Regions from separate parts of the Homo sapiens genome. Here region 2 is linked to region 1. A link is a loop called in an ENCODE intact Hi-C map of the cell type or tissue named here. Cell type or tissue: IMR-90. All regions are shown on one strand.

The links. Peaks named below come from ENCODE experiments on the same cell type or tissue, not always from the same donor. Only the 100,000 strongest peaks of a DNase experiment are listed, where the experiment ranks them.
Region 2: a loop joins it to region 1, with 2.4 times the contacts of the local background. A loop is called at or near these places in 3 of 110 quality-filtered maps.

Annotation. Positions count from the first base shown.
Region 1 is chrX:13,374,480-13,379,479 of GRCh38, forward strand. It overlaps the pseudogene GPX1P1. Among named protein-coding and RNA genes, the nearest start is that of LINC01203, 42 kb to the left of the region's middle. In IMR-90, no CTCF peak of the experiment used is centred here; DNase peaks (open chromatin) are centred at 2,582 and 3,282; H3K27ac peaks cover 2,776 bases.
Region 2 is chrX:13,121,742-13,126,741 of GRCh38, forward strand. No RefSeq gene overlaps it. Among named protein-coding and RNA genes, the nearest start is that of FAM9C, 80 kb to the left of the region's middle. In IMR-90, no CTCF peak of the experiment used is centred here; a DNase peak (open chromatin) is centred at 2,490; H3K27ac peaks cover 1,665 bases.

The DNA of each region.
Region 1 (5,000 bases):
CCAGAGTGGAGGGTGAATGCTTTCAGCATGCTCAAAATTCAAACTCCAAGTTTAAGTGATTACTTAAGAGGCTTTAGTCTCTGAAATCCACCTGTCCTCACATGACATCATTAAATGTTTGCCTCTTAGGCTATTTCTTCTCTCTTCTTGGTCATCAATTGCTCCAGCTAAACTGGATCATTCCTATCAGCATACATACACCAGCATGTATTTATCACCAGGTTAAAACAAATATCAACTCATGGTTAACTTCATTTCATTCATACCCTTCCCTCTGAACTATTTTGGTTTTTTGCTTGTTTGTTTGTTTTTGTTTTGTTTTGTTTTGAGACAGGATCTTGCTTTGTTGCCCAGGCTGGAATGCAGTGGCATGAACCTGGCTAACTGCAGCCTCAGCCTCCCAGGTTCAAGCGATCCTCCTGCCTCAGCCACCCAAGTAGCTGGGACCACAGGCATGCACCACCATACCTGGCTAATTTTTGTATTTTTTTGTAGAGACAGGGTTTCACCATGTTGCCCAGGCTGATCTCCAACTCCTGGGCTCAAGCGATCCCCCTGCCTCAGCCTCCCAAAGTGCTGGGATTACAGGCATGAGCCACTGTGCCCAGCCCCTCTGAGTTATTTTGAATTACTTTCCAGACATTGGATTGTTCTATTCATAAATAGTTAAGCATTTATCTCTAAAAATGAAGAAGATTTTTGAAAACGTAACCATAACACAATTATCCCACTTAAAAATATTAGCAGCTTTAGTTTAACAATGTTCGTAAAGAAATTCTATTACTTACGGAGAACTAGAAAAAGTACTAGAAGCTGACCAGAGACAAAACAAAGAGCACTGGTTCTTTTCTTTGGGCATCTGCTGAAAGAACATCACATGCCCACCTAAATAGGGTACGCCTCTCTGTATTCTATCATTAGGAGCAGCAGGACATCTGGGGATGAGAAGATGGAGAGATCATCCTTATATAATGTTGCAGTCTGGAAGCATCACTCTCAAAAAGGTAAGTTTTTAGGTTATTTTTAGTTTGGTTTACAATTAAAAAAAATCCTTCATTGAACTCTGACTCTGCAGATTCTAGAAAATAGAATATTGTGGGCAAGACTGGCTTCAGAAGTTTTATGGCTTAATAGAAAAAGAAGGTGGGCAGACCTGGTAAAAATCTTTGCAGGGTCATGCATGCCTCCCACGTCAAGTATTTGCCACTCTTATTATTATTTTTTTTTCCAGACAGGGTCCCGCTCTGTTGCCCAGGCTGGAGTGCAGTGGTGCGATCTCCGCTCACTGTAACCTCCACCTCCCAGGCCCAAGTGATCCTCCTAACTCAGCTTCCTGAGTAGCTGTGACCACAGGCATGTGCCATCATGCCCGGCTAATTTTTTGTATTTTTGGTAAAGATGGGGTTTTGCCACATTCCCTAGGCTGATCTCAAACTCCTGAGCTCAGGCAATCCACCCGCCTCAGCCTCCCGAAGTGCTGGGATTACAGGCATGAGCCACCATGCTCGGCCACTCTCATTTTTTTTAAACCAAAGAAATCAATCTTAAATCAATTTTGCACTTGATTTATGCACATCAATTTTGTTTGCTTCTTAAAGAGTATATGATTAGCTGTACAAGAGACTATAGGTTAAGAAAATCCTTAGTCTTGAGAAAAGCACTGAAGAGGAAGAAAAAGACACCAGGCCCCAAGACATCCACCAAAAATAGATCCAACTTACATTGTCTGGCAGGGCAAACAATCCCATCACAATCACATGCCAGCCCCTATATTCTGGCTGGTCCCCAGAATTTAGTCAAGATCAAAGTAAAATTTTTTGGTTTCTGGGGTGAGCCTTCATCCAGGTCAAAATATTCTGGAAGAAGGCTTGCCTGGCACCTGGAATTCCACACCCTTGAGCTCTCCTTTTCACGGAACAGCATTCGTCAGATTTACTGACAGCATAGCAGTGGCATAATTAACAAATAATCCAGTTTTCAGCTTCCCTGGCCTCCACCTGCTAGATACCAGGAGCACCTCCACTCCCACAGAAGTTGTGTCAACCAAAATGTCTCCAGATATTGCCAGATGTCCCCTGGAGGGCAAAATCAACCCTGGTTGACCACCACTGCAATAGTATTATTTGTATCAAATATATGAAACATAAAGATTGCTAAGGGAAATAAAGTAGACTATTTTAGATATCCAGTCTTAAAGGAAACCACTACTATCATCATTGGCCAAAAAAAGAAAAAAAAAAGAACAGTGCTAATAATTAGACATAAAATAATAAATGAAAACTATCATTGCTTTGAAATATTCCCTGGAGGAAATGAAACATCTGTGTAAATTTTATCCTTTCACGTGTGAAGATGACTGGGATAGCAGGTGTGGTAAAAGACATTGTTCCAAAGCCTGTTCTGTGGTTTGCTGATGAGAATATTCCCTGGCTTGGGCTACAGCTGCCATGTGCAGTCTCTCTATTGACAGTCTTTCTCAACCACTCCCGAAAATCCCCACATTGTTTGAACTCAAGTTTTGTAATTACAGAGATGTGGTTCTCAGAGCCAAAAATGAAGCTGCCTGGCTGGAGCAGCAGGATATAGAATAGGCCCTTGGGACTGGGAGATTATAACTTTTGTGGTTTCAAGTACTCATAAATGTGGTGGAGAGGGGTTTTGGAGTTGATCCACAACTCGTCAGAGGCCCTGCTATTTTTTCTACCCACAGCCATTGTAGAGAATCCAAGCCGAGTTTAAGAGTGCTGTGGAAATACACTGCTGCTACTGCTGTTTCTATTACTGTTTGATGCTGGGACTCTTATGCTCCAACCACGTTTTCACCCAGCTGAGTCGCCTTCGTATCACGCCTTTCCAGTGAGTAAGATCATCTAGATAGATTCTCCAAAAGAAATAACCCAGTAAGGGAGGGGCAACCAGCATGACCACAATGCTAGTTGTTGTGTGCGAATGGTAAACAGAATGAAATTATGAATGTGTGTGCGGGTCATTATATGCATGCAGACACATACATATGCATATGTAGTATAAATCTCCATAAATGCCTAAGGTGATGGCAGTGATGAGGGGCAGTTAAAAATGTTAAGCACAAATTGGAGCTGAGACACTGATCAGAGAAAAATTATCTGTAATACTGAGAAAGAGCCATCTGTCATGGCTGGAGGCTCAAGCAGAGAAGGGATAAGTGGAGAGGCCCCAGGAACAGATGGAGAGGCTTGAACCCCCACACAGAGCAGAGCGTCCAACAGCTGGGACTGATTAATCCAGACGGCCGACTATTACGTCATGTGTTGGATTACAACCAAATGAGTGGCTAAAAGCTCCTAGCAAGTTCAGGCCAACACGAAGTCGCTTCACAGATGGCATCCACCTTGGAATTCCGTGAGGGATGAAGACACTGCTCAGTCCTGCCTCATTGTCCTCTGTGGAAAGAGCAAGAGGAATGAGGATAGGCCTTTCCCACCCCTTTATTCTTCTTTATTCTCAGGGTAAATGGAAGTAGAGAAGGAGAGTAAGTGAGATTTTAAAGAAGCTTTTTGACCTGTGTCTTTGTTCTCTCCTTGCTCTCTAAATTACATGATAGAGGGAATAATAAGGAACTTTAATGTATGAAGTTCAGTCCAGTAAATTGATCCCATAGCCCAGCATGTGATAAACAGTTTCTGAATATTAACTTGATCTACTCGTGCTTCTTAGTAATCCCACAAACACTTTAAACAACATTTCAGAAGCACAGGTAATCCCACAAGCATTTCAGCAACATTTCAACTCAACACCTGTCCCCTCTCCAATGTTCCCTTCAAGTCAGAAACCTAACTTTGGGTACCCAACTCTACCGTCAATCAGTCACTGGGGCCTTATGGAATCAATGGAGTCTTGTAGATTCCATCTCCTTAGCATTGCTTGAAACGATCTTGACTTCTCTATTCTCATTGCTATTGCCTTAATTCTGACCTTCAGTAAGTCCTGCCTGGACCGTTACAATAGTTTCTTCTAAGCTATCTTCTGGTTTCTTTGCTCCAGTGCATTCTTTTCTTTTTTTTTTTTCTGCTGACACCCAGCACTTTATTAGTGGGGAAACTCGCCTTGGTCTGGCAGAGACTGGGATGGACAGGACCGGCGCCCATCTCGAGGGGGTATTTTCTGGAAGATCAGGTGTTCCTCCCTTGTAGGTTTAGAGGAAACACCCTCATAGATGAAAACCCCCCAGAGAGCAGCACTGCAACTGCCAAGCAGCCGGGGTAGGAGGGGCGCCCTAGGCACAGCTGGGCCCTTGAGACAGCAGGGCTTCGATGTCAGGCTCGATGTCAATGGTCTGGAAGCGGCGGCTGTACCTGCGTAGGGGCACACCGTCAGGGCCCACCAGGAACTTCTCAAAGTTCTAGGCAACATCGTTGCGACACACCGGAGACCAGGTGATGAGCTTGGGGTCGGTCATAAGCGCAGTGGCGTCGTCGCTGGGGGCTGGCAGGGCCTCCCGCAGGAAGGCAAAGAGAGTGTGCGCCCCCGCACCGTTCACCTCGCCCTTCTCGAAGAGCATGAAGTTGGGCTCGAACCCACCACCAGGTCGGACGTACTTGAGGGAATTCAGAATCTCTTCGTTCTTGGCGTTCTCCTGATGCCCAAACTGGTTGCACGGGAAGCCGAGCACCACCAGGCCCCGGGGTCCGAGGCGCCGCTGCAGCTCGTTCATCTGGGTGTAGTCCCGGACCGTGGAGCCTCAGAGGGACGCCACATTCTCTATAAGTAGTACCTTGCACCGCAGGGAGCCCAGGCTCACAGGCTCCCCGCCGGCCAGCGGGCGCGCCGAGAAGGCATACACCGACTGGGCCGCCGCCGCCGCTGGCCGAGCAGCACACATGGCGCAATTGTCCAAGAAGCCAGCGGAGCGCCCCGAACAAGCACTGTCTCCAGTGCATTCTTTTCACAGGGTCGGAGCCATGGGAAAACTTCCTCTTTGCCCTCTGAAGGTTCTCTGAAAATCACTGACAAGAGACAGA
Region 2 (5,000 bases), 250 kb before region 1:
AATATGTTATGCCTTTGTCCTCACTGTGTAGTGGTGTTTAGACTAGCATCTGTGATAATAACAGTATTTGTTGCCATTCTTCAACATTGTATTTTGGAGGCAGCATGGTGTGGGGATGAGGACATGGCTTTGGGGCTCTATTTCCAGTTTTACAACTAACTAGATATGTCACCTTGGGTGAGGCACTTAATTTCTCAATGGCTGTTTCTCCACGTGTATGGTAAAACTGATGTTACTACTCTCATCAGAGAGTTTTAGTGAGACTGAAAGGAAAGTTCATCTTCAGAAGTCGGCACAGAGCAAGACTCATGGTTGAGGTTCTGTAGATATTAGCCATTACCATTCCTAATATCTCACAACCACAGTGGAGGTAATAATTTTTCAAGCAGTTTTATGCTTATTGTCTCATTTGACGAGAGTATTGTTCAAAAAGTAGGGGAAGGTGATTTTAATGAACTGAATATTTATGTCCCTCCCAAATTCACATATTGAAATCCTAACATCCAATGTGATGGTATTAGCAGGTAGGGCCTTTGGGAGGAAATTAGGTCATGAGGGTAGAGACCTCATGAATGAGACGTGTGCCCTTATAAAAGAAACCCCAGGAAGTTGTCTTACCCTCTTTCCTCCTGAAGAAGGATCTCACCAGAATCCAGTCATGTTGGCACCCTGATCTTGGACTTACAGCCTCCCGAACGATGAGAAATAATTTTTTGTTGTCGTTGTTTAAGAAGCCCGTTCTATGGTATTTTGTTATAGCAGCCTGAACTAAGACAGTGAATTTAGCCGCACATTAAAGAGAAGATGACCAAGGCAAAAAGATGGTGAGAAATTTGCCCAAGGTCACCAGTGACTTAGCATCAGTTCAATCTGGAACTGGATCCCCAAGACCCCAAGTCTCATGCACTTTTTTCCACCAGTGCTTCTCAAAAATTAATGTATACTCAGACAATCTGGGAATCCTGTTAAAACACAGATTCTGATTCAGCCAGTCTGGGGGAGGTGCTGAAATTCTGAATTTCTAACAAGCTCTGAGAAGGCGCCAATGCTGCTCGTTCATGGAACCCACTTGGAACAGTGAGGGTCTATAACTGGTTTCATCAACCTCTGGAACTTATGATTCCTTGAAGCTAAACTTTCATCAGAGTTCGAAGAAAAAAAAAGTGTGCAAAAAAAAAAATCACAAAACATATAATGAGATAACTCCCAAAGTTATTATAATCTCACTACTGTGAAGTTACAAGGGAGTTTATTACCAAAATACCCATCGAACTTCAAAGTGTCAGTACAAACAGGCAACCCTCAATTTTGCCAAGGCCTACAATCAATGAAAAGTTTCTATTCTGTTGCCTGATTGGAGGTCCTGCTGGGAGACACAAAAGTCCCTTCCCTCCTTCCCTTCATTTAGCACCAGGGAGTTCATTACCAATGGGGGCTCCATGCAAAAGAACATTTCTCTATCTTCTGAAAATTGATTGCTCCCTCTCTCTGTACATTTGTTTTTCATTTACACAGATATTTCAGCTATTTTTGATTTGTGGTGTAACCTAGGTAACCTAAATCAGCTAAAATAAGAACTAATTCCAACCTCCAGATCAAATGGCAAACCACACCTGAGCTTTGCACAGATCAAGTAGCAGAAGGAATAGCGAGGTTTTTGTGAGGAGGGCTGCCTTCTTTGATCTGATGTGGCCCGGACAGCATGGGAGCCGGTGCAGATGTGTAAGAGAGGCTCAAGTGCCACTTTGGAAGATTCACCAAGAAGAGTGCATTCTTCTCTCTTCTGGTTTCTCCATATTGTTCTTTTGGGTGTTCACTTTCAGATTCTGCTGGCCTTTGCATATTAGAGAAGAGGTTGGCAAACTTTGTCTGTAAAGGGTCAGCCAGTAAATATTTTCGGCTTTGAAGGCCACATACACGGTCTCTGTCACAACTACTCAACTGTGCCCTTTGAGCTCAAAAGCAGCCACAGACAATATGTAAACAATTGGGCATGGCTATGTTCCAAATAAACTTTATTCATGGACACTGAAATCCTAATTTCAATTAATTTTCATTTGTCATGAAATATTATTTTCCTTTTGATTTTTTTTCACCATTTAAAAATGTAAAAACCACTCTGCTTGCAGGCTGTATAAAACCAGGCGGCAGGCCGGAGGACTTGGCTCACAGGCCATAGTTTGTCTACCGTTATACATATTAGAGTCATACAAGTACAGCCAAATGCAACATTCTCATAAAACATAATGTTAAAAATCAGATGGAGAATAGACCTCCAGATTTCCTGCGTTTATGATGACAGCTTTACAGGAAACCAAAACTGTGTGCTGGGGACTGTTCTGGGTATTCTGCAAATGTTTTTTCGTGTTTGTCTTTGGTATATAATACATTCTCATTTCCTAGGGCTGTTTAGTTTGTGAATGTGAAACTGTCGACTTCCTGTGTCAACTTCAAGTAGCTAAGTTTTCCTATTTGTTTGAATTCCTGTAGTGGACCCTCATCTTATATTTATTTATTTTGGCTCCAAAGACTGACCATATTCATAGTAAGAGTTTGGCAATGTAAGTAGTCATTTTCTGCAAAGAAATATATTCTGACCGAATCATTTCACTGAAACCTCCTAAACCATGAACTTTTATTCTAGAACTAATAAGTGTTTGTGGCAAAGTTCTTTAGCCCTTTGGCTTGTACATTTTATGGCTACAAAAAGGTAGTTGGAATTTTTTTTTTTCGTGAAGGAATTTCATGCATAGCCCAGGACTGTTTTAAGTGTAGAATTTATCTTTGCAACATGCATCTTCAACATGCATGTATGCTTTCTGAGTATGTGCAATTATTCTACTTTTGTGTTAGATGTTCTAAGCTTTTGTGTCTTTCTTGTCACATCATATACAGATTCCTTTCAACCATTACCTTATACATACCCTTTAACTTCAATAGCTTTAGCTGTAGGAATGTCTGTAAAGTCACAAAATTAATTTTCTCCAAACACCACATTCATTTATCCCTCCCCTTAGTGGCACGAACTTAACACAAGGCACACGAGCTTTCAGACTTGAGATTCTTTTTTTATGACTTCTTTAAACCATCATCTAATTGTTGATCTGACAGATTGCATACTCAGAGTAAGTTTATTAACCAGAGCATCTTTTTTGATACCATAAAATTAATTTATTTCTGCCCCAAGAGTGCATTTTGGGAGTGGGTTAGTAAGAAACATCTGAATCATAATCATTTTTGGAACATCCCTTGTACTCCATAAAAATAACATTGATTCAGAACCACTCCCAATTCTCTGCTCCTTCAGGAGACAGGATAGTGGAATTGATTAGCGCTCAGCTGCTGAATGCTGAAGGACGCCCACAGGCCTGGAAAAGACTTGGCTAGGCCTCTGCCAATACCCCTGACGGAAGAAGGGAACATTGGTCGGCTCCCTTTCAGATAATGTGCTTGGGTTTTGCCGTACCTTTGAAAAGACATTGAGACATAAAGGCTTTGTCAGAAGAGGAGGAGGATGCAGGAGGGTGAAGGCTGCAGCCTTGGCCCAGCTGAAGTGCCCCACACAAATTTTCAGATCTCTGACATCTGTGTTTCCTCTGGCCTGACCTTTTCCTAGTCCTTCCCTGGCTTAAGGGGTAGCAGTCCCAAGAATACAAGCCTATGTCACAACACCCTGCATGATCAAGGACGTCCCTGGGTGGCCTAACAATAAAAGCACAGCATTCTGGAGGAAAGAACAAAAAATGGACAAGAAGAATGCCAAATAAGCAAATCTGCAATGTCATAAGGGTCAAGGTAGTCAATGTCTGTTTTATTGCCAATTCACAGAACAGAAAAAAATGTAGCTTTAAAACGATAACAACAACAATAAAAGCATATCCACTGGCACATCTTCCTTGTTTTCAGTGATTAATGCTTTGAAGAAAGTTGATTGGAAGAGAAACACAGTCATCTTAAAATACAGACATGTGCTTTTTTGCTTATAAGCAACTGTAGCTCAGAACTCCAATCACTTCTGTTTTGCCCTTCAAATTTCCATCCGTGGTAGACATGTCAAGAAGGAACACCCCATTATTCTCAATTAGCTGCCCTCCTGGAGGAGGTAGGTACACACACGATGCAAAAGTCATTTCTGTTTGACTCAAGATTAATTATTATTGTTATTATTATTATTATTATTATTTTGACACAGAGTCTCGCTCTGTTGCCTAGGCTGGAGTGCAGTGACACACACAATCTTGGCTTACTGCGACTTCTGCCTCCTGAATTCGTGATTCTCCTGCTTCAGCCTCCCAAGTAGCTGGGATTACAGACATATGCCACCATGTATTTTTAGTAGAGACAGGGTTTGCCATATTGGCCAGGCTGGTCTCGAACTCCTGGCCTCCTGCTATCTTTCTGCCTCGGTCTCCCAAAGTGCTGGGATTACAGGCGTGAGCCACCGCGCCTGGCCACCTCAAGATTAATTACATGGTGTCAGTTGCACTAGATGTACCCTTCTGATCTTTGGATGATGCTTGCGTTAGACTAATGTTAGGTGCACTGCTATTCCCTGAGCACACCTTCTGATGAAATGCACCCAAACCCAAAGTTCCCAGAGCTGTCCCATTACAGCTTGAGGAACTTTCCATTGCTATGACCAGAGGAGCAGCAAGATTTCTTCTCTAAAGACCGTGCCCAGGAATCATGTGCTTTCCCATTTGCTTTTTTTGAGGTAACAACCCTTATTCCCACGATGTGTCAACTGAAGCAGAAATCAGTGGACAAGTTTGGTCATTTGTCAAAACTGCACAAAGCTCTTTATTCTAGTGCAGGGTTCTCAGCACTATTGACATCTTGTGCTGGATCATTCTTTGCTGGGGCCAGGGGACTGTCCTGTGTGCTGTAGGATGTTTAGTAGCATCCCTGGCCTTCACCCACTAGATGCCAGAAGCACTCTCCGCCCCTGCCCCCTGTCATTTATGACAACTAAAATTGTCATGGAACATTGCCAATGCCCC